Linked DNA regions of Homo sapiens: all the other regions are linked to region 1. The links are chromatin loops, found by intact Hi-C in ENCODE. Cell type or tissue: PC-3. All regions are shown on one strand.

Region 1 (8,000 bases):
TCTTGACCATAATACATATAACTTATATTGCTCAATCTCTCTCAACTCCCAAGGTACTATGAGAACATAAAAATACAGTGAGAAATTTTCTACATGTCTGCTGAAAGGTGACAAAAACTCAAGGCAAGAGCATTAAAACACAAATATCAGGGACAAAATATATCTGTGTGATGATTTAGACTCGAACTACAGAAAACAGCAAAATACCAACAAAACAAGCAAGCCCTTAATTCAAGTTTCTTTATCAGGTGAAAGAAGAAGGGGGAGTGGGGCGGAAATCAAGATAATGACAACCAGGTTCAATATACTGTATTAAAGAAAAGCATCAAACATCAGGTTAAACCTGAAATCTGATTTCTTCCAACACACCCAATCTAGATCAAACACTATCTCTGAGCACACTAACTCGTTCATATTTTATTATCTGGACAGGGATCATGGGAGGAATGAGAAATGGGGTGAATGGGACAACAGTTAAAAATCTGAAGAGAGAATAACAATTTCTCCCATTTTCTGAAACCAAGTTTCCCTTACAACTGACAATCTCTTATTCTCTTCTTCCAAAATGTCTTTCTATAGGAGTGAAGGAAAAAGAATTTTCAAGTTAATGATAACATATGGTACTAAAAGATAAAAACACAGAATGGGCCAGAAAAAGATAATTAAATTTGACCATAAGAACATCCTGTAAAGCTTTACTCAACCAAAAATAAAAAGCACAGAGCCTGCAGGGATGGAGGCTAGGTAAACCTAAGGGCTGACACCCATCAACAACCTAGCACCTGAGTCACCTACAAGCCTTGCCATTTCAATAATCAGGCACTCTCCCAAATCCTGTCTTCTCAATCTTCCTAAGAATTCAATCTTGATTCCAAGAACTTTGTTTTACTTAATAACTATCAAACAAAATCATTGCTTCAATCTGGAAAAAAAAAGTAGCTAATATAGCTTTCCACTAACAGCAAACATTTTATAACTTCACAATGTTAAAAATCAACCAATACATTATGAAGAACTTTGTTCTATCTAAACTCGAGATCATTTTCAAGGCCCCAAAGAGCTCTGAAATTAACTGGACAAGCTGCCTAGGAAATACCTGTAAAATTCCTTCAGGCTTGTTCATCCTACGTTTGCAATTTAAAAAAGTATATTTATACATATATTATTCACTTAAGATGTCACAGAGGAAACCTATGTGCAGAGCTGAAAAAGGGCTTTCTTTGTGAGACTTCTTTCTCCACAAAGGCAAGCATCAGGCAGCCCCACGCATCTCCCACACTAGTCTGATCACCACTACCATGGGAAGTCAAAGGTGGCAAAGGTTTTTTTTTTTTTTTTTTTTTTTTTTTTTTTTTTTTTTTTAATACCAATGCCTTTTCCTCACAGCAGAGCATGAAGTACAAGGCTCAATGCTTTTGACAGTACCACCTCTTCTCCCACGGCAAAGGCCAACTTAAGTTGAAATTTAATGTGGCATTCATAACAAATTTCCTTCTCATATCTCAAGCAACATAATTTAGTATTTTTTTAAAAGGAGCTATTTTTAACTGATTTTATCTCCACTCTCTTCAGCACTGCAAATATTCCAATGAAAAAAATAAATGCATAGATTTAAGCTAGAAAACATAACTCCTGATCTTATTAGGTTATATTTGTGATTATATTTTTGGTAATTAACTATTCTGTCCCATGAATGAAATAAATAAAATTGATATGCACTTGGAAATAATTTTTAAAAATCAGTGTGGGGTTAGATAGCATTCTGGGTATAGTGTACCATATGGCCAAAAAGGATATTTAAAAATGTCCTGGAAAATAAAAACTGCATGACTTGCTTATGAAACCAAAAACTCTCTGCTCTGCTTAACTTCTTAAAGTCACTGTTCTTCTCACATGCAGATTAGAGATTTTTTGAATGACTCCTGGTTTGTTATCCCAGGATCAGAATAAAACTTAAACAGTTAGCATATGTACACCTGTCAGTGAGATAGAGTGTCTTCTTTGGGCTAAAGCCACGGTCATTCTATGAACTACAGAGAGGTCAGTAAATTACAACCGACAGGCCAAATGGAGACTGCCTCCCACCTGTTGCTGTATGGGCTATAAGCTAAGAATGGCTTTTACATTTTTAACAGGTTGTTTAAAAACAAAAACAAGACAGATGCAACAGTGACCATAACCCATAAAGTTAAATATTTACTATCTGGTACTGTACAGAGAAAGTCTGCCAACCTGTTTGTAAACAATTTTGAAAAGGAAGAGAGGAACTCATTTGTAGAAACTTCACGTAGTCACATAGGTTATATACCCTTAATGGTGCACATACTATAAAGTGAAGTAACAGAAACAGCTTGACCTAAAAATTGACACATGAGAATAAAATCCTTTAAGAAAAAAAAAAAAGGAAATCTGAAGCCCTGGAAACAATTCAGATAACCCCAGAAAGCTACAGATTAGAATTTCTCAACCACAGCATTATTGGTGCTTTGGACCAGGTAACTTCTGGTTGCTGGGGCTATGCTGTACACTGTAGGAGCTTAGCAGCATCCCCGACCTCTAGCATTACATGCTAGTAGCACCCCCACAGGTTGTGCCAACATGAATACCTCTAGACATTGCCAAATGTTCCCTGGGAGGCAAAAATCACCCTTGGTTAAGAATCACTGCTGTAGGTTACTGTCCTTTGGTCCCCACCTTCAATATTAGCAAAAGACACTATTCCTCAAGTAGATTCTCTCTGTGCCCATGGAGATGAAAAATTAATAGTAATAAAACCAACAACACTGACAAAAGCAAACCAGAGATCCTGTCAATAAAAGTACTGGACAGTAAACCTGAGTATTCTCTTTCAGTTTAGTAGCTGGGCACAAGAACCAAACCAGACTTACCTAAAACGCTGTGCCTGCTGAGCTAGCGGTCCTGGATACCTTCTGTTTGGAGACTGGTACAGCTGGGAAAGGATGGCCTGATTGGTTTTTTGGCTTGGGTTATTAGCAAACTTTACAGTGATTGGCTCCGTGGCACCGGGAGGTTTCTGGCCATTTAGGCCTTTGATAGCTTCTTCTGCCTCAATTCGCTTGTCAAATCGAATAAACCCTACACCCCTTGATATGCCTATGGTAGATTTGAGTAAAGATTTGGAAAAGAGGGAACAGAAGGAGAAGGGAAGGAGAGAAGAAAGGACACATTAATTTTTCCTTCTCAAGAACATGTTTTCACCTACATATAACATTTCCCACAAAATCACACCAGGAGGAAACTTTCCCCTTTACTTACTAGCCATTCAGTTTAGAATCACAATTTTGCATTTTTAGAAAAATTCGTGTCACTTACATAATCTGAGTACCCATTATCACATGCATTCCAATCAGCTAAGACAAGAAAACACAAGCATGTCCATGTTTTCTCTCTCTCCCACCTCCCTCCCGTACACTCTTTTAATGTCAATAGTGTACCGGAGTTCCATTTTTCAATTTGTGCTATTGGATAAGCAGCTCAGAAATGAGGGACACAGTAGTTCCTGTCCTTGAAACAAGGAGAACAGAAAGAAGAATTTGCTAAAAATGCTACAAAGCTATGCTAAAAATACATACACTGTGGTAGAAAGACATTTCGGTTGAAATTTTAAATAATATATTCAGCTTAATAATATTGCATAGGATATAGGTCCTTTAGGAAAAAAATGCCTGAAAATGCTCTTCCAGTTCTCTGAAGCTCTCTTGTGCTTCTGACTAGCTATATTTTATTACAGAAAAATATTATATGGAGAAAAAGAAAAGACGTAGATTTTAAAAATAAATAAATTTCTAGAAGTAAAGCATCAAAGCTTTCTGACCTCAGCAGCATCACTCCTGACTACAGAAGATCACTCCCTGCCCCACATTCTCCCCAGTGTGAAAGACACAAATGGGAAAGGATAGCCAAGAACCTTTCCAGGTTATGAAAAATTGTAGAGGGAAACCCAGCTTATTCCATTTAATTAGCGTGAACAGGCTAGTGGGGTGACCACAGCTGGTCATCATGAGATAAGCAGTGGCAGGGAAATTTTTTTTGGCAAGTAAATGAGCACTGGACCATCATACTTGGAGGAGCTTAAAAAAAAAAAAAGAAAGAAGGTCTACTTGCTTTAAAATTAATACTGTGTAAGGTCAATGACTAAGAATTTTCTAATGTAGACAAAGCATTTTTTCCACATATGCGTATCTAAGACAGCCCCTATCACTTTACCTTTTCTATTTAAAGAGCATGCATTGCACATTATTACCACCTGATGGCTGAATAAGAAAATTGCAGGGTTTCATTTTTCATTTCAGGTAAATTGAGTAAGTTCACTTTGAAAGCCTTAAGTATGAAGAATAAATAGTGAAATGATAGCAAATCCTTTCACTTATCTACTAGCGCCTATTAAGAATTAATAACCTCTAGAATTTAGCTGTTCCATTAGAAAAGCATCAGATTAGCAAAAAAAAAAAAAAAAAAAAAAAAAAAAAACAGCCTCTACACAGCTAGAGTCACCTAAATCGGTGGTCCTCCTACTTAAGCATACCTAAGAACAACCTGTGGCTCACCCTCAGAGATTTATTCAGTAGGTTCTGAATGAAGCCCAATAATTTGCATTTTTAGCAGGGTTCCAGAAGACTGCTGATACTGCAGGTGCGGGACATACTTGAGAACCGCTGACTAAAACAAGCTAGGTCCACCTGTGATGGACTAGCAGGTAAAAGATGAGACGCACTTTGTGTCATAGGTGAAACCTACTCTCAATTCACAAGATCTCAGAATGAATGAATTAGAAAGCACAAATGAAATAAAAAATATTTTTGTTGCTTTGAACAAATTCATCTTTATTTCTAGGCCTGGATTTCTATTTAACACCATTATTAGTCTATGTGATAACAACACAGGGTGGCAATGTATAAGTATTATGAATTAACTAACACAATTAAGGAGGCTGTATTTTATATACTCTCACTTGACTAAATAGTCTCATGACAGCAAAATCTGTAGGCTATTCTCCCAGGCATGCATGTAGTGCTAGCTCTCTCTACTCAGAACTCTAAAGGTGGTGCTTCCTATGAAGCCAATTAACAACACAGAGGCAGGTAATATGGGCTCCTCTGATTAGATTCAGATCAACTAAATGGATCTTCACTTGATGAATGAAAAATCTGGCTCAATTTTCTTCTGAAGTCACTGCTTTAAAAGAATTAGACATTGTAATATACAACATGCCTCCAAGGTATTATTATTATACGGGTGGCGGGGAGAGAAACAAACAGTGAGGAGAAAAGCTACCTTAAAAAAACAAACAAAAACAACCTCACAAATCTTCATGTGGCTGCTTCAGTCTATGGTACTACAGCTAATATTTCCTCCTCACAATGTTTCTCTATTTTTTAACTGTTTCCTAAAGAACAAGTATTGCTTTCATTTTATTTTTTACTTATTTTTTGAAATGGAGTTTTGCTCTTGTTGCCCATTGCCCAGGCTGGAGTGCAATGGCATGATCTCAGCTCACCGTGACCTCCGCCTCTGGGGTTCAAGTGATTCTCCTGCCTCAGCCTCCTGAGTACCTGGGATTACAGGCATGCGCCATCACACCCAGCTAATTTTGTATTTTTAGTAGAGATGGGGCTTCTCTATGTTGGTCACGCTGGTCTTGAACTCCCAGCCTCAGGTGATCCGCCCTCCTTGGCCTCCCAAAGTGCTTGGATTATAGGCATGAGCCACTGTGCCTGGCCAAGTATTGCTTTTATAATAGAAAATTGTATCTGTATTTTATTTTTAAAATTCATAATCAAATCTATATTGCTATAGCTTTGTTAACTAAGATTTGGCAGAACAACTCCCTTACATTCAAGAGTTTTAATGAACATTTTAGTCTTCCCATTTCAGTTGGGCTAACAGTGATATTAGGAATAAAATAAATTTTTAACATTCAAAATTTCAAACTCTTACATATGCCCATACAGCACAGCATGAACCTGGAAAACAGCCTGAACAGCAATTACCAGTGTGGATGTAGTGTAATCCTCCCTTGGAGAACTAGCTGCATACCGCTGCATTAAACTTCGCTTTTTGACAAAAGAAAGGTTGTTTATTAGTACTCTATAAGCAGGATGGGGGCTTTTATCACACAGTGGCTTGGAAATGAAGATTATAGCATCTATAAATTTATTACAAGCCATGAAACAGGCTTCAATCCTGCACCTTCAGGGTGGAAATGACTCAAGCACGCTCACTATACTCCACAATCTATTTTTATCCATGCATATTTATGAACAATTCCAGCAGAAAATTGCATTTTCTGGCCCACATATACCTTTGATATGTTCTAGAAGCAAGACTGCTACATGGAAAGACAGAATATTTCACAATCTGCTAGTCAGAGACAGGGAAAGACTGTCCGGAGTGGCTGTCTACTTACCAGTGACCTGGTCGACAAGAATACGAGAAGTAATAATGCGTCCATATTGTGAAAAAAGCTGTTCCAACTCCTTCTGGGTCATTGTTTTTGGAAGTCCGCTGACATATAAATTTGCATCTCTGATAGAAGCTGAACTTGGGCGAGCATAGGAAACCTGGAAAAGGAAAATAAAATTAAATGTATATGCATGCTCACTCACCCACCTCCCTTTAGAAACTCAAAAACTGCCTCGGTAACTTTCCCATGAACAGCATAGAACACTGAAGTTCAAGCAAGTCAGGTGCTAACTGCTTTATTCATTTCCAGGAAAATTCTAGACAAATGGGTAGTAGTATTCCCATTCCCTCTCCCCTAGGTGGACAGGGAAGAGTATCTGTAATATGCTGGACTAGCCTACTGCAAGGGACAGAAATTTCACAATATATCCCATCCTCCAGATTATTACTAAAAATGGTCAATGGGTCTGGGATCAATTTGCGGAGGTATAGTGATTCAACAACTGCCTGCTCATTTTATCATTTGTACCCACCTTTAGTCCAGTTTTAATTCACTAAAATTTAAAGTTCTTAAAACAGACCAGTGGTGCATACAGCACAGTACTGTTCACAATAATAGGCTGTCTTCTGTGGGGCCAATCCCCTAGAGCAGTGGTCCCCAACCTTTTTGGTACCAGGGACTGGTTTTGTGGAAGACAATTTTTCCATGGACCATGGTGGGGGATGCATTAGATTCTCATAAAAACTGCACAATCTAGATTCCTTGCATGTGCAGTTCAAAATAGGGTTTGTGCCCTGATGAGAATCTAATGCTGCAGCTAATCGGACAGGAGGTGGAGCTTGGGCAATAATGCTGGCTCACCTGCTGCTCACCTCTGGCTGTGTGCACTGGTTCCTAACAGGCCACGGACTGGTATGGGTCCATGGCCAGGGGTTGGGAACACCTGCTCTAGAATAGGGATTTAGGCCCAATCATTCTAAGCTTAAAGATTCCAAATTCATGGAACATTTTTGTTTTCTAGCCTCTCACATCTGTGTGGGTGGTAGTGCTACATTTCTAAAAAAAAATTCACCCTTATCAGTAAGTATGCTCTTTTGATATATGCTGTATGATTGTCCATAAATTCCCAGAAATTTGAATGTGTGAACAAGCCCTCATTATCCTTTGTCTGTTGTCTTCTCATCCACAGGTCTTTTTAACCTTGATTTTCAAAAGGTCTTAAGTCCCTATAATTAACTTTGCCTGCCACTGTATGTACTTTCAAAAAGTTTCATGTCTTTGAGATACGGTATACCAAATCCCACAAGGACGAAAGACAAAATAGGTCTGCATGTATTTGTTTATAATCATCATTCCTCATGTAAACTCTGTGAGGGAAGAAACCACATCATTCTTGGTCATCACTGTATCCTCAATGCCTAGTGAGTGCCTGACATGTGATAGATGCTAACACATTTGGTGAGTAAAGCCCATCCAATAATACCCCATTGATCATGCAGATCCACAACGGCTTACTGAACCAGAGCATTTAAGGGTCAGTTCAAGTCATCCAGATCTCCTGCCCCAATTGTAATTG
Region 2 (8,000 bases), 210 kb before region 1:
CATACACTACATCCAAGTGGTTTTCTACCAAGGTGTCTCATGTTGCTAAATCAGTATAAAATATAGGACATAGAGCTATAGTCTGTGCACAGAATATTATGTATAAATTTCCAGCTACCATATTTATATAGATACTCCAGCATGAGAGTAAATGTTACTGATAAGTCTGTCCTACACATGAGCATTATTTATTTTGTTTGTTATTGACTTGTCTCTACCTCACACTGTGCTAGTCACTAGAGTTGCAATCATGGACAATAAGAAATATGCCTGTCATTATGAGGATTACAATACAGTGGGGCAGGGGACATAAATAATAGTAAAACATTAGTTGCTGTGATGGGGGAAAAAAAAAAAAAAACAAGGAGCTAAGCTAGCAGCAGGGAGGACCTACTTCAGATAGAGTGATCAGAGAAGTCCACTCTGAGGTTATAGTGGTGCTGGAAGACAAGCCTAGTGAAGGAGAACAAGGAGAGTTTTTCTAGAAAAGAGAAGCTGTTTGTAAAAGCCTGAGGCAGGAAAGAAATTGGCATGTTCAAAAAATCAGCAAGAAGCCAACCTGTTTAGAGCTACCAAAAAGTATAAGCCAAGTTCTTCGCAGTTGAGGATAAATTGGTTTGTTTCTCAACTTAATGAACACTAATTCATCACCTATACATCAAATACTCTATTTGAACAAGACAACTCTCTGTGAAGCTTATGTTCAAATGAGGGAGATACACTCTCCTGATGTGTTATCATAGAAGCACTGGAAGCCATTGGAATACATAGGTAGTTGGGGGCAGGGGTGCTTTTTAGAATATTTTTTTAAACATCATTATTTTCATAATATAAAATTTTCTTTTTTCAACTTTTAAGTTCAGTTTTAACTTTTATTTTAAGAAATATGTGCTGGTTTCTTATATAGGTATACTCGTGTTATGGGGGTTTGTTGTACAGATTATTTTATCACCCACGTATTAAGGCTAGTACCCCTTAGTCATTTTTTCCTGATCCTCTCCATCCTCTCACCCTCCAGTAGGCCCCAGTGTCTGTAGTTCTCCTTTGTGTATCCATGTGTTCTCATCTTTTTGCTCTGACTTATAAGTGAGAACATGAAGTATTTGGTTTTCTGTTCCTGCTAAGGATAGTGGCCTCCAGCTCCATCCACGTTCCTGCAGAAGACATAATCCCTCATTTTTTGGGGTGGCTGTATAGTATTCCATTTTCTTGTAGGAAACAATCAGTTACATTAACTTAAAAAATATTTACATTGAAATATTAGATATTTCAAATTATTCAAAAAGTTGAAATACATGTTCCTTACTTCCAATATTTCTATTCCAACTGGCAATATGTATGAAAAGTTCAAGGAAAGGCAAGTTGTATTGACTGATTCTTGAATTTTTGCTCAGCATGAGACCTAGGAATGTCAGCCATTCTTTCTGGATTTCTCTTTTCAGGACTAACCCATTCATTGAGCAGGTTACTACACTTTATGTGGAAATATCCTGTCTGCATCAACAGATTATAAATTTCTTGAGGGCGAAGATTTGGTATTCTTACCTTCAAATGACTCAAAACAATATTTTGGATAAATTAGAATCCATATAAATTGGTTCATTCAGATTCATAAAGTATTTCAAAATATCTCCAGGGTCCTTATATATCCCAATGTGTGATTAATTTGAAATAACTTTCACTACTTCCTTTTCAAGTGAGGGTTTTGGATCCTGGCTGTCTTTTAGAAAGAATGTGACCTCCTTACCAGACACTTTCCCCTCATTCTTTGTAGAAACGAAAACTAAACAGGGAAGCTTCCTCTGTCAGGAAATCTGATGCTAAATCACTCTTTCTTCCATCACCAATGAACTCAATCATCTCATGCCAATACAATTAAATTAAGGCTCTTCAGCACCACTTGGCACATAGATTATATGATTCCTGTTAAAAAACAAATCCAAACATAGAGAATCTTTTGGAGAAAATCTATTTTGAGAAGGTATTTTTATTGTTAATAATTTTATCAAAAAAATTTACCTTTGTAGCTGAAGTTTTTTAAGGAATCTGAGCCCCGGGATAATTTTTGTTTTCCTCTGAACTTTGGCCAGAGTAACTTATACGTACATGAAGGCAGGAATTTTTCCTAATATTACTAAGAAGCATGAACACTCGGTTTGGACATTGACTGGCCTGAATATGATAAATAATATATTTCCTCTTTCAAACTTCTACATGTACCAAATATTATAACTTTTTGCTCAAACAATTGCATCTTAAAATTTCCATGTAGTCACAGCCAAACTCCTTAGAAGGTTAAAATGTATTACATAGTAGAATCAATTTACTTTTTAAAAGGAAGAACTGCACATACCAACTGGTAATGGTAATATTAACTAATTGCTTTTATAGGACACCAGACTAAGTGAACGACCTTAGGCAGATATTTAAGCATTTTGCCACTACCCATTTAAATTTTGCCATGATCGATTTAGGTCGTCCACTTCAAAATTCCAAGTACTATTTCTCAAGATAATGTATATAAAATATTTACAGCTTGGCTTTTAGAGACTTCTACAGTTTTCTGTCAATACCATAATCACCATAGAAACTATGAGTGTGGGAAATTAAAGGGCTGTGTGGTGGCCATCCTTTGAGTTTGCAAAGCCTGCTCTTGTGCTTGGGGCAAGCAAGCCTAATTTGTCAACTGAGGCAACATGGTTGCAGTCTCAGGTCAGTGATCGTGCTCCAATTGGAGCAGCAATCACTCTGAAACTATCCTAGCTCAGCAACTAGCTCACATTCCAAAAAGAACTGCAGTATTAGCACCTGAGCTCCAGCCCTGGAGTTATCAGCAAAAACGCTGTGGCTCCCCCGTCATTCTTTCCATAAATATTCATTGGGCATCTACTATGTGTCATCAGGGACTGTACCAAGTATGGTAGAATACATAGATTAAAACTGATGATCCCATCTCTTAAGAAGCATGCATTCTTGGATGGGCGTAGTGGCTCAAGCCTGAAATCCAAGCACTTTGGGAGGGCAAGGTCGGCGGATCACGAGGTCAGGAGTTGGAGACCAGCCTGGCCAACATGGTGAAACCCCGTCTCTACTAAAAATACAGAAATAAGCCTGGCGTGGTGGCGTGTGCCTGTGATCCCAGCTACTCAGGAGGCTGAGGAAGGAGAATTGCTAGAAGCCAGGAGGCGGAAGTTGCAGTGAGCCGAGATTGGGCCATTGCACTCCAGCCTGGGTGACAGAGTGAGACCTCTGTCTCAAAAAACAAACAAACAAACAAACAAAAACAAACAAAAAAACAAAAACAAACCAAAAAAAGCCAGCCAACCAACCCACCAACCAAAAAAAGGCCTATTAATTTGTTTTATTAATTCAAGAAATATTTATTAAACACCTGTTATTTACCAGACATGATTATAGACCCTGAAAATACAGCAGTGAATAAGACTGTCAAAGCCCCTATATCATGGAGTTTACTTGTTAATCAAGAGTTAGACACAGACAGTAAACACATAAATGAACAAGATAATTTTGGATATATACAAGTATCATGAGGAGTATAAGAAAGTGTGATGTGTTGGCAAATGTGGATGGAGTTACCACTTCAGACAGGATGAGAAGACATCTCTAAATAGGTGATAACTGAGCTGACACCCAATGACAAATAAAGGAGGAGACAAGCAATCTAAAATCCTAGGGAAACACATTCTAAAGAGCAAAGAAATTTGGGTGTGTTTGAGGAAACAGAAAGGAGAGTGTTGTTAGACCAAAGGAGTGACCAAGAAAGTATAAAAAGGTAATGACAGAGACTGGTCAGAGGCCATGCAGTGTATTTCTTATGGGTTATGGCAAAGTGTTCAGATCATATCCAAAGAGTAAGCCACTGGAGGGCTGGAACTAGAGTGCCAGTGAAGGGTCATACTTTTTGAAGAAAACTACTGAATAGTGTGCAGGTGCTATTTATTATTGAGGTAGGCAAATGGTGGGATGAAGGATAGTGATAAGGAATAAAGGAAGGATGAGAGAGAGAAATAGGAACATTTTCACAAAGGAATTACTCAAACTCATGCTTGAAGAAGTTAAACCTTCCCGGGTGGACAAAAGAGGGCAGAATGAAAGAAGACAGCATGTCAAGTGGGGGAAACAGCATACACAGTGGAATGAATGTGTAAAATAACATGGCATGTTCTGGGAACCAACAGTCGGAGTTAAGAATCAATGGTGGCTTGATGAGGTTTGCATGTCAGGCAGAGTTTAGATTGCAGGTGAGGGGGGACCCCTGATTATAGGGTTTTCATGATGCCCCTCTTTCTTGCCTTGTCTGCTTGTCCCCTAATTTCCTGAGATAGCTATAGGTAGTTTGAAAATATATGTATTTCAATACCTCATGCTAATCCCCTATATACTTTATCTGTTATATAAATCTTCAGATTAGCACCACTTTTGCACCAGATTGGAACCAGCTGCTTCTGTATTTATTTTCACCATTAGAATGTAAGTTCCTTGAAGTTAGAAACAATGACATTTAAATTCTGCACCCTAATATCTGACACAGCATTAGACACATAATATGAACTCAGCAAATATTAAATTTTAATAGGAATCAGATAGATAAATAGATGGTTGAAATTTCATAAAATATTTGAATTAGTCTCCAGGGCTGAAATCAGAATGTTAGCACTAGAGCATTTTCTATACCATGGAATATATACTATTAAGATGAGGTAGGTAGTAGTTGTTTCTCTGATATTATAGTAAGAGTTTCTGATGGCTTTTAAGTTCACAGGCTCAGGATTAATAGCTCACCCCCATCCAGTCTTGTGATACTGCCTACATGTAAAGCTTCCTCACTAGTCTGACCAGTCTCAATGTTGGTTTCCTCTAGCCTGATCATCAGCTCCCTCTAGAGGAAAGCCTGGAATTAGTACTTAGCCTCACTCATCTTCCTTTAGCCTATTTCCATCGATTTACAGAGCCTGAACCCAGCCAACTGTGGCAACCACCTAATGACTGATTTGATTCCATGTGCAATCTTTCGGGAGTGCCAAATTCTCAATCTCTAACACATAAGTATGTTACACACATATTACTATCCATCTCTCTGAGTGTCCTCCTTCTAAATGATGCAGTTATCATGTAAAGGCTGCAGATTACCCAGATATGAGAAAGAGAAAGAGTAAGAAGCAGACACAGACAAGGACGGAGGAAAAGAGTGAGGATTAGATGGATAGAAGGAAGAACAACGGAAAAATTTTTTCAAAAGTTTCCTTGTTCAGAAGATATATTTATGTTCTTATTTGGAAAACAATGCATGTGACTCAGTATTACATAATCCGTATGTGGCAAAGTTCCCAGATCAAGGGCCTGAAGAATATATCTATAGCAAATTTTGGCCACACCTGGATGCACCAGAAGGGCAGCAAAGATGACACAATGAACCTCAGAGAAGACACAATATTTGAAGAGGTGGACAACTGTCCCTGAGGTTCAGACTCCAAATGAGTAAACAGTAATAGCTATCCTTTGTCTCAGGATGGAACTGGATGGAGGAGTTCCACATAGGGAAAGAAACACAGTCTGAGGGGAAAGACAGGTTGCACCCATTTGTGGAATATTAGTTGAAGGTTGAAAGGAAGAAGAGATTTTGTGTGCCACCCTGAACAGTATTTAATGATCTTTCTGCCCAGCTCCCAGGGACATATGATGGGTTCTCAAGGAATTAAAAAGGGAATGAGATGGAAAAACTATACATATGTGAAATTTAGAAATATGAGAGGTCAAAGCAATTCTGGTTTTAGCTTCATAGCCTGGCTTAACATAGAAGAAAGATATGACTGCTTCATCAGGTAAAAAGGACGCAAGATTAAGAGAAGCATTCAGGAGGTGGTCAACAAACATTGATTTCCTCCCCCTGTTCCCTTCCACATTGCCGTCTGGAGGCTAGAGTCAACACACACACACACACACGCACACACACACACTCTCATCCTGACATTAGCAAGTATTGCACATTTGACGTCATGGATGCAAACCTCCCAGTGGTGACCTCTTTTTAATTCCTCTCCCGAGTAAAGTTTCTATTGATCAACTAAATGTATGAATGAAGGAGTGAATAACTGAACAATTTAGTGAAATTCTATTTAGTATTCAGATCTATACTTGATACTGCAAGACACCTCCTGATATTATTTAATCCTTATTGCAACAATGTATAAATTGTTATACTCATTTAGAAATTAGAGAACTGAAGCTTATGCAAGTGACCTGCTTAGGATCACAACATAGAAACTAAGATTTGAGATTTAAACACAGATAATTTTAATTTAAATTCATTTCCTTTTCTAACAAAGCTTCAACCTATAGGTGATTTCACATAGTCACAGTATCAATCTTAGTCATTAAAATACACATTTCGTTGCAAGAAGTGTCAGGCACTGTTGAATAGCTAGCCTAAGACTCATTTTCAAACACCTAAATACTCACTGTTTCAGATTCTCTTGAAGCTAGGGAAGGCCAGCCGTCTTGAGTTCTGGTCAATGATTTGTAAGTGGAAGTTTGTTGATGGATATGGAAAACTCTGCTTTTTGAAAGAAGGAACATACATCTCTAACATTCCACCTCCCCTCTACATCCTGCCTGACTATGAAAATGATGCTTAGAGCAGCAACAATCATCTTGTGACCATTAGGAAAAAGTAAAAAAAAAGAAAAAAAGCTGCAGAGATGCTGCTTCTTACCTCATTGAATAACTACCTATATCCAGACTCCTTGCTGCATGAGAAAAACAAACTTCTATTTGTCTAAGGAATTTTAAGGTATTCTGTTAATTACAGGTAAAACAGCAACTAATACAGAAAAATGTCTAAAACACCATCTCTAAAGTACACATATTAGTGAGATTTTAAAAATTAAATTGTATTATAATGAATATATATCCTTACTTTAAAAAGCGTATTTCCAAAGTCATAATTTTCTGCTCTAAAAAAAGATCAAATGTCATCCATATTTAGTTGATTCTAAACTCATGAATATGAATGACAAAAGAAAATCTTTACAAAATTTGAATTATTAAGATAAATACAGTTACTGCAATTTTTCTAAACGGCATCTAGCACATGGCTGATGCTCAATAAAGGCTGAGTGTTAAAAACTATGTATCTTATTAGCAACACATCTCAGTACTATCATTTGGAAAAAGTCCTTTCTCTCACAAATCAATATCACAAAGAATCAGGCAGCAGGTGGAGGATGTAAAAATGAATCATTTTTCAATAACTTCTTTCAGCGTGGAAGGTTTCACATGTCTAGACATATTTTGCTGTTGAATTCCACACTGATATTTAAGGGATTGTTTTTCCCCATTGCATACAAAATTACTCTAAATATAGTAAAGCATTTTGCTCACATGCTGTCAACCCCAGGCAAAACGTAGAGTCCATCTGTGTCCTTCCCTATAGTTCCAGCCAGTATATCCCGCATCACACATCAGTCATCAGGTACAGGTTGAGCAAGAAGACGTTTCTCTCCAGTTTGATGATGAACAGAGTGAGTTCTTTTATTTTTAGAATTGACTAGAAACATTACAGTTTTCCCACATGGCATTCATTAAAAGTTTAACCTATCACTTAGTAATAAAAATGTGAAGAATAACAAGTAACAAAACTTTGACTCAAAAAATTAATTTTTTTTGTGAGACAAGAATGTGAAGGGATTTGGTGTTTTTGTGATGTTTATACCATTCTCAGATAATCAGCTGTCAATGTCTTGCAGACTTATACCATGTCTTATTTGAGTAATTTTCAGAAAAATAAGCCCAGTGGGATAAGAAAGCCCAAATGCATACTCATATCAGGGATGCACCTGCATCTGAAAGGAGAAAAGGAAACAAATTAAAAAGAGGACTAGAAGATTTACTTGGCCTGAATGATGAGAGTCACCTGGGTAGAACCAATAATAATTGTTCACATCAAATGATTTCTGAAAATGATTTTAAGGATGTTTTAC
Region 3 (8,000 bases), 580 kb before region 1:
AAACACCTAAAAATTGTTGCCCAGATTGTTTATTGAGTAATGATATTTATGAAATGCAGTTATATTTGTAAATGGAAGTTAGTCATGTACCCCTCAAGAGGTTAAGTAACTATTGGGTAAGCTATGGTTTGCATGTGGTTTGTCCCACCAAAATTTACGTTAAAGTTTAATTGCCAGTATGGTAGTGTTAAGAGGAGGGGTCTAAAGGGAGGCATTTGGAAACTGAGGCATTTGATCAGATTAATTAAATTCAACAAAATTCAGGTACCTACTTGTATTAGTCCATTTTCACACTGCTATAAAGAATTACCTGAGACTGGGTAATTTGTAAAGAAAAGAGATTGAATTGACTCACAGTTCCACATGGCTGGGGAGACCTCAGGAAACTTACAATCATGGCGGAAGGTGAAGGAGAAGCAAGCACCTTCTTCACATGGTAGCAGGAAAGAGAGTGCATGAGAAGAGAAGTGCCACACATTTTTAAACCATGAGATCTCATGAGAACTCACTATCACAAGAACAGCAAGGGGGAAATCAGCCCCTATGATCCAATCACTTCCCACCAGGCCCCTCCTCCAATTCAACAAGAGATTTTGGTGGGGACTCAAAGCCAAACCACATCACTACTATTAGACAAGCAGTATGCAAGTACTTAGGATGCAAAGGCAAGAATATATTGCCTCTTATTTATAGACAAAATAGACACCGATCTTTTTTCTTGTGTCTTCCATAGTACCCTCCTTGAAGACAGTAACAGAAATTGTAAAATGATGTTCAATATTGAATCAGTGAATTACCGGGGAAAAAAAAACTGGTCTCAAATGATTTTCAAGCAGATGGCTAAGAAAAGGTCCTTTTCTAAAAGGATTATTAAAAAAAAAATAAATACAGCCAAGCCACACAGGCATGGCGAAGCCTATGGAGTTTTAAAAGGTTTTCTTCAATGACTATTTTTATCTCCTGAAGCATAATTATTAGGCATCACAAATACAACTAAGTGAAGATTTACTTTCATCTTACATTATTTTCATTTAAAAATCACAAAGCATCAGGGGACCTTTCTTTCTATCTTGACGGTTAGATGCTTCTGTTCCCTGCTGCTATTAGTCCCAAGGATAAAAATGTGAAGTTGCTATAAATGACTTTGTCAATTTTATTTAGAAATTCAAAGTTTCAAACTGACACCAAGTCAGGCAACTCTAAATCTTACTGAACTTCACCCGCATATGTATACCTTCATGGTAATTTTCTTGCACGAAGAAGAGAAAGTAGCAGCAGAGAATTATTTTTTTAAGCACAGAATTATTTCCCTTGCTACTGGTATCACCTATGTAATGACAACAATTTCAAAATAGATATTTGAGCTTTGCCATTTGTTTTCATTAAATCAGTCCTCAGAGGAGATAGTTTTTTTCAGTTTGTTAGATAAAATAATTTTTCTCTATTATTGTACCTATCAGGCTATATTACTTAATATCTGCACAACTTGCCACAATCCAGTACACTAAATCATCTGGGGTAATTATAATTAAAATATTGAGTGAATATATAGAATATGGCAGAAAACAAATGAAGTAATATTTTTACCTGAGTTAAATAAATTTTATTGTCCAATATGGTAAGCAAGAATAAATGGGGCAAAGGTTGGAAAAGCAACAATTTATAGAATAGATATCAGGAAAGGAGAGCATGAAATAGCAAAAAGAAACAAAAGGGCTTTAGAAGTCAAATTGAAATCATAAGAGAAATAAAAATAAAAGGAATTTGTAGAGTTTCTGATACAGTGGCACCTCCTGGGTTATATCAAAGTTATTAGAGATTCAAATCAAGTAGTAGAAAACAAGCTTAATGACAGAAAAGAAACTTCAAATTACCTTTTGAAAATTTCCATGTGTTCATGTCCATTTACAATATTCACTATTTAAGTCTGCTGAGATGTTATTTTTGTTTTTAGAGAAAAGCAAAACAAGTGGTTTCATAATATCTTGCAGTAATATGTCATTGCTTCTTCCAGCTGTGGTTGCACAAGCTGTGAGCTTATTCTAGCCCTACTCTCACTTTAATCAGAATGGATTTAATAGAACCTTCCCAAGGTTTTGGAACTACACATCTAGATTCTCTTGCTTTGAACCTCCTCCTCTCAGGTCTATAACTGGACTTCTGAAATGTTCCTGAGATATCAACTTCACTTTGTGCCCCAGTTTGGATAACTGGGTCTCTGTCTTCTCTCCTCTGCTTTTAGTTCTTATTTTTATCATCTAAGCAATTCTTTAATGCTGTGAGGACTGCACCTCTGCTGTTTTCATGAAAGTCACCTAACCAGGGGAGGGACGCGGCCTCTGGATCACAGCCAAATACTCAAGCACTGGTACTTGCTGACAGCCTAAACTGTGCCTATGCTTATATTACCATTGCCATGTCCACTGGTATGTTTTATCTACTCATTGAATTATTTTTGCTGGAATGAATTTTTTATTATACCATTAGCTTACATGAAAGAACATTATAAAAATTAGCCAGCTCTTGAAATTCATTTATGTACGGCTACTACTGAGACTATTTCTCATCACCTTGTATAAGGAGTTCTTTATGAGGATCCATAGGAAGACTTCCTCTTTGAACCTACACACAGGAATCGTTATATCTGAAACTCATTATTTTGTATTTATTGTCATGCTTGTTTTTATTTTTTGAACATTCAAATTATATAACTGACTGTTTTCCACTTTTCGATAGTTGTTAGAAAAATTCAGCCTCCACCTTTATCAACTAGGCAGCACCTCACAGCCAATGTTTGTTTGCAGTAATTTCATCCCTGTCTTTCCCTACAAAATTCATCTCCCCAAAGTTTAGAAAGGCTCACCTAATTATTTTTAGTTTGCTCTTATCTTAGTGAGTTGAGTGTATTTTTGTAAGCTGTTTATAGTTTTGGAGAGGATAAAGATGGGGTAAAATAAATACATTCTACAGAAACATCACTTCCTGTTCCAGCCTGCAATCATGTAATGCCAGTTACGTCAGGGCAGAGGTTCCCCACCCATGAGATTCTGATTCTTCCACACCGTCCTCACCGTCTACAGTGACTGCCAGTTTTCAGGCTCTACACACAGGTCTGTGTTCCCAGTGTCTGTCTTAGGATATGGGGGAGACTAGTTCTGGGGTCTAAGTCTTCAGTCTGTCTGTGTTCCTGAAGATGACTTGTAAAAAGCGAGGTAGGATAGTAGAATCTTTCATCCCTTGACCTTCAGCTATCATTGGCTTCAAAAATATCTTTCTCACCTTTAGCAATCTCATTTTTAAAGTTCTTTCCAAAATGAAATTTTACTCCCTCCTTCAATAATTCATTTCAAGTATAAAGTATCCAAGATTTAGGAAATTCTATTTGTCCCTAACCAAAGTCGATGTATTGCTTTACATTATCATTATTGTTAAGACTGAAAGGTGGAAGAGAAAATCTATTCATTCTCTCCTCATTATCTTGAAGATGACTATTAACCATAACCCCAGAACTAAACATCTTAAAAATATTCAACTCAAGGATTCTTTAAGTATGTCAGTAAACATTCACCAGGCAGTGTATATGAAGGAGGTGTATACAGGGTTAGATAGTACTACTATTACTGGCTGTCAGTTACCTTGAATACACTTTTGCATACGAATTTATACATTCTTCAAAAAATAATTATGAGATAAAGGCTATAATTATGCCTCTAGCATAGATGTGGAAACTGAGGCACAGAGATTTAGAAAATTTCCTGTGGTCACAAGCTTTTTCAGGTGATGGAACCAGAATCCAAACTTGGGACACCTGACAACATAGCTGTGTAAGCTCTGCTGCTTGTAAGCGCCAAGGCCTATGCCAGTGACCAAATGTCCCCTATTTTTGCAGAAGTCTTTTTTAATGGGTATTTATTATTTTCTAAGAAATCAAAATTTCACTCAACCGTATCTAATATAACACTGTACATTTTATAAGAAATTTGTGTATTTTGATTTAATAAGTGCTATTATAATCACACAATTTTCTATTGTTTTCAGGGCAAAGGAACAGTTTCAGACCCGTGCAAGCTTGTCTAGACTCAGCTCTTCATAATTATGATTTCGTTTCTATGGACAGAGGGAAAAAGAAAAACAATTTCTACTTTCTATATATCTGAACTTGAGGACTACCAGTAAATACAGAATATTCATAATTCATACAATAAAACCTAACTCCATTTTGCATACAACTGTTCACAACTATTATTTACAACTATCAGCTATCATTATACCAATTATGCCGATATGGTGATATTATATTAACTATCATATTACAACTGTCACTTTCAGCAGTCATTTCTCCAGTACTTCAAAATCACAGAGCTAAGCCTTTGTAATATATTTTCTCATTTATTGCATCCGAGAACACTATGACCTAGATAAAATTATCAGCCCTATTTTACAGTTGAGAAAATTAAGGATCATAAAAGTTAAGTAACTGGCCTGGGTTTAGTGCTGAGGCAGAATTGGAATGTCTTTCTGCTATGTATGTCTGACAGCAAAAAGCATGGTTTTATTATAGTGACCCGATAACAGATCCTGGGCCCAAGGGTAATTATTTTTGAACATACTATACTTGTCAGGCTCTCACTGTATGATTGCCACTTTGCATCAAAATTTATTAAAATATTTTTTCAATCTCTTGCTGAACAAATTTTGCAAAACCAAATAAAAAGAAAGATAATGAAGCATGTGTGTTGGCCACCAGGGGGTGCAAGGTCCAGCATCCTAAATCATGTCCTCAACTTTGCAGGCCTTTTCTTGTGGTATATGAAAAAGGGAACTCTCTTAAGAAAGGCATAGAGTAAATCTAAGGGGTTTTGTAAATCAAAGGTCAACATTCGTTTGAACTACACCTGGTGGTAAATTAATATCTTTGAATTATGAAACTTGATCGAGGATGGGCCGACTGTGATAAAAAGAAATCAAATAAATGGAACTTCTACTATTTCTACACTATTTTCAGCATAATAAAAATTTGAAAGTGTCTGGCAGAACATTTAGCCACAAGAGTTTTTAAGGTATTGATTTCTGGGAGACAATTTCTCTTGATAGACGGCCTACATTTTAACAATGACCACTTCTAAGGGTGGTCTTGCCTGTCTTCACGTCAACCCACATAAATTGGACAGAGTGGGGTATATATGCCCAGCAAGGCAGGCTGGGGGCTCAGCTGTATATCTTTGTTTCTGGAAGTACTATTTCTATATCTAAAATGTATCTGAAGGCATGTTTCCTTGGAGGTATAATGCAACTATTGCCTCATACCTGGGTCAGTTTTGTTTGAATATTTCTGTTGTCATGCCGATTGTCAGCATGGTCCATAATTATGAAGAGTCCCTGATTGTAAAATAAAATAATAAAGAGAAAAATCAGTAGGAGAGTGCCTGGGGTGAATTTATAATGCATTTAAAGTGTGAAGCTGTCCATTTAACCCTTAACAATATTCATTTTCTTCACAATGTGCAAACCTTGTCAGTAGTTTGAAAAGCTATGAATTTAAATAACCTTAAGCAGCCTCAGAAATGAATAATTTGATAGGTATATCTGGCAGATGGTTGAAATGTCGAAGCTTTTTTTTCTTTTTCCCTGAGAACATGCTGCAGGGTTTCTGCCAAACTTAGGTTGTAAGGAAGGCAAAAATCAAACAATAAATGCTCCATATTTGCAAACTATCAACACTAAGATAGCATTTAAGAACAGTTGCCAGTCCCTCCTCCCTTGATTCTTTGGTGGAATGACCTGAAAAGCAATACCTTTTTATTTAAGATGAAATTTTTTAGTTTGTCAAAATAAATATTAACCTCGACTAAGTTTAAAGTCAATGGCCTACTAGTGGCTCTCCAGCTTGTCTTTGTGGTTTCATAAATCTTAATGCTTATTTCAATATTAATGTGAGTACTGACAACTGGACTAGCAAACTTTGATTGACATCTCATTGGAGGGACTCTAGTGAGAAAGAGAACACATTTTTTTTTTCCTCTGGCTGTTGTTGATATAGGTAGACACACACCTTATCTTGTACAAATAGGTGGAAAAAAAACCCAGCTGAAAATAATATTGTAGACACAAGTCAACACACACCTTTAACAGGATCTATTTGTTACAAACCAGTGTCTTTACCAGAAGTACAGTCAGGATGTAGAGTAAATGTTCCAATAACATCTGTTGCTGTAAAAGAGGATCCTGATATAAGGATGCCTAAAAATGATCTAATTCATATTCAGAAAAAAGGAACACATACCCAAGGCTTCAAAGACCATCTAAACAAAAATAGCAACATGGTAGCATTCTTTGGAAAGTGTCAAGGTGGGAGAAGACATTTTTAAGTAAGAATCAAGAATATGCTAAATATAATAATATAAAAGGCCACTAATTATTTACCTGAAGTTATGTTGGCCTTCAGAGGGTATGTTAAGTCAGAAATGATTGAGGAAATTTTAGAAAACAAAATTCCAACTAATTATTATTAGAATGTTTACCATTCTTAAATACTTCAGAAAGTTAAGATAATAATAAGAACAATAAGAGTTAAATACATATAATATTTTAAATGTCAAAACAACTTATATATATATATTTTATTCAAGCTTCACATCTTAATGACATAGGTGAGCAAAGGAAGCAAGTCATGCAACTAATGATCAGAATTAGATTACAGATTTTAGAATTCTTAATCCAATGTCTTTTACTATGCAAATTTAACATGTTTATAAAAAATCATTGTAAAGGACTTTCAGATTTATAATTGAAAATGAACACAACAATTACCTCTTCCAATTACGTTAAAATTTTATATAGGAGAATAAATAAATAAGAAGTTGGTTTTCAAATATTTATATTTATTGGTATTATTATGCTAATTATCAGTATGTCTTTGGTTTGAGTTTGATGTTTCAAAACATTTATTTATATTGGAATTCAAAATGTTCTATAATTTGCATTGACTGAGTAGGACAGTCATTGTTTCTGTCCTGGTGAAGCTTCTATTCTTCTATTGGGGGAGAAAAACCTTCAAGAACTATTAATCAATTATTCAATTATTGCTGAGTTAAATATTTTGAAATAGAGGGTAAATAGGGTTTCCTGAAGTTATTAAAGGAAGGAGTCAGCAACTCATCTTTAGAAAGATAAAATCAAGATGAGATCTGAAGAATTAATTAGTTTTGTAAAAAAGCAAAGTGGGCAATAGATTTTGGCAAAGGAAACAGCATATACAAAGTCATAGGGATTTTTTTCCAGGGGCTTATAAACTTTATTTTTTATAGCAATTTTAGGTTCACAGAGAAGTTGAATGGAAAATACAGAGAGTGCACATATACCCCTGTTCACCTACTCATGTAAATCTACTCCACTATTGACATCCTGTATCAGAGTGGTACGTTTGTTACAACTGGATGAACCTACACTGACATTATTATCACCCAAAGTCCATATGTACATTAGGATTCACATTGGTTGTTGTAGTACATTCAAGGGTTTGGACAAATGTATAATGACATGGATCCACCAGGACGGTATCATAGAGTGTAGTTCCACTGTTTAAAAAACCCTCTGTGCTTTCCCTATTCATTCCTGCCCTCCCCCAAGACCTGGCAACCACTGATCTTTTACTGACTCTGTAGTCTTGCCTTTTCCAGAAGGTCATATAGTTGGATCATACAATATGAAGTCTTTTCAGATTGGCCTCTTATACTTAGTAATATGCATTTAAGTTTTCTCCGTGTCTTTCCATGGCTTGATAGCTTATTTCTTTTTATCACGAATAATATTCTTTTATTTGGATGTACCAGTTTATCCGTTCACCTTCTGAAGGACATCTTGGTTGCTTCCAAGTTTTGGCAGTTATGAATAAAGCTGCTATACAATCCATGTGCAGGTTTTTATATAAATGCAATCTTCAATTCATATGGGTAAATACCAAAAAGCATAATTGTTGGATCATTTGCCAAACCGTCCTC

The links. Peaks named below come from ENCODE experiments on the same cell type or tissue, not always from the same donor. Only the 100,000 strongest peaks of a DNase experiment are listed, where the experiment ranks them.
Region 2: a loop joins it to region 1, with 16 times the contacts of the local background. A loop is called at or near these places in 4 of 110 quality-filtered maps.
Region 3: a loop joins it to region 1, with 18 times the contacts of the local background. A loop is called at or near these places in 3 of 110 quality-filtered maps.

Annotation. Positions count from the first base shown.
Region 1 is chr9:23,698,491-23,706,490 of GRCh38, forward strand. It overlaps ELAVL2 (ELAV like RNA binding protein 2), which reads right to left. Exons shown (of 7, transcript NM_004432.5): 4 at 6,428-6,581; 5 at 2,889-3,114. Among named protein-coding and RNA genes, the nearest start is that of ELAVL2, 120 kb to the right of the region's middle. In PC-3, a CTCF peak has its summit at 4,285; no DNase peak of the experiment used is centred here; H3K4me3 peaks cover 544 bases; H3K27ac peaks cover 2,670 bases.
Region 2 is chr9:23,487,427-23,495,426 of GRCh38, forward strand. No RefSeq gene overlaps it. Among named protein-coding and RNA genes, the nearest start is that of ELAVL2, 330 kb to the right of the region's middle. In PC-3, CTCF peaks have their summits at 4,924 (motif pointing left) and 4,925 (motif pointing left); DNase peaks (open chromatin) are centred at 4,905 and 5,355; H3K4me3 peaks cover 485 bases; H3K27ac peaks cover 1,525 bases.
Region 3 is chr9:23,118,487-23,126,486 of GRCh38, forward strand. No RefSeq gene overlaps it. Among named protein-coding and RNA genes, the nearest start is that of LINC01239, 480 kb to the left of the region's middle. In PC-3, a CTCF peak has its summit at 4,739 (motif pointing right); a DNase peak (open chromatin) is centred at 4,775.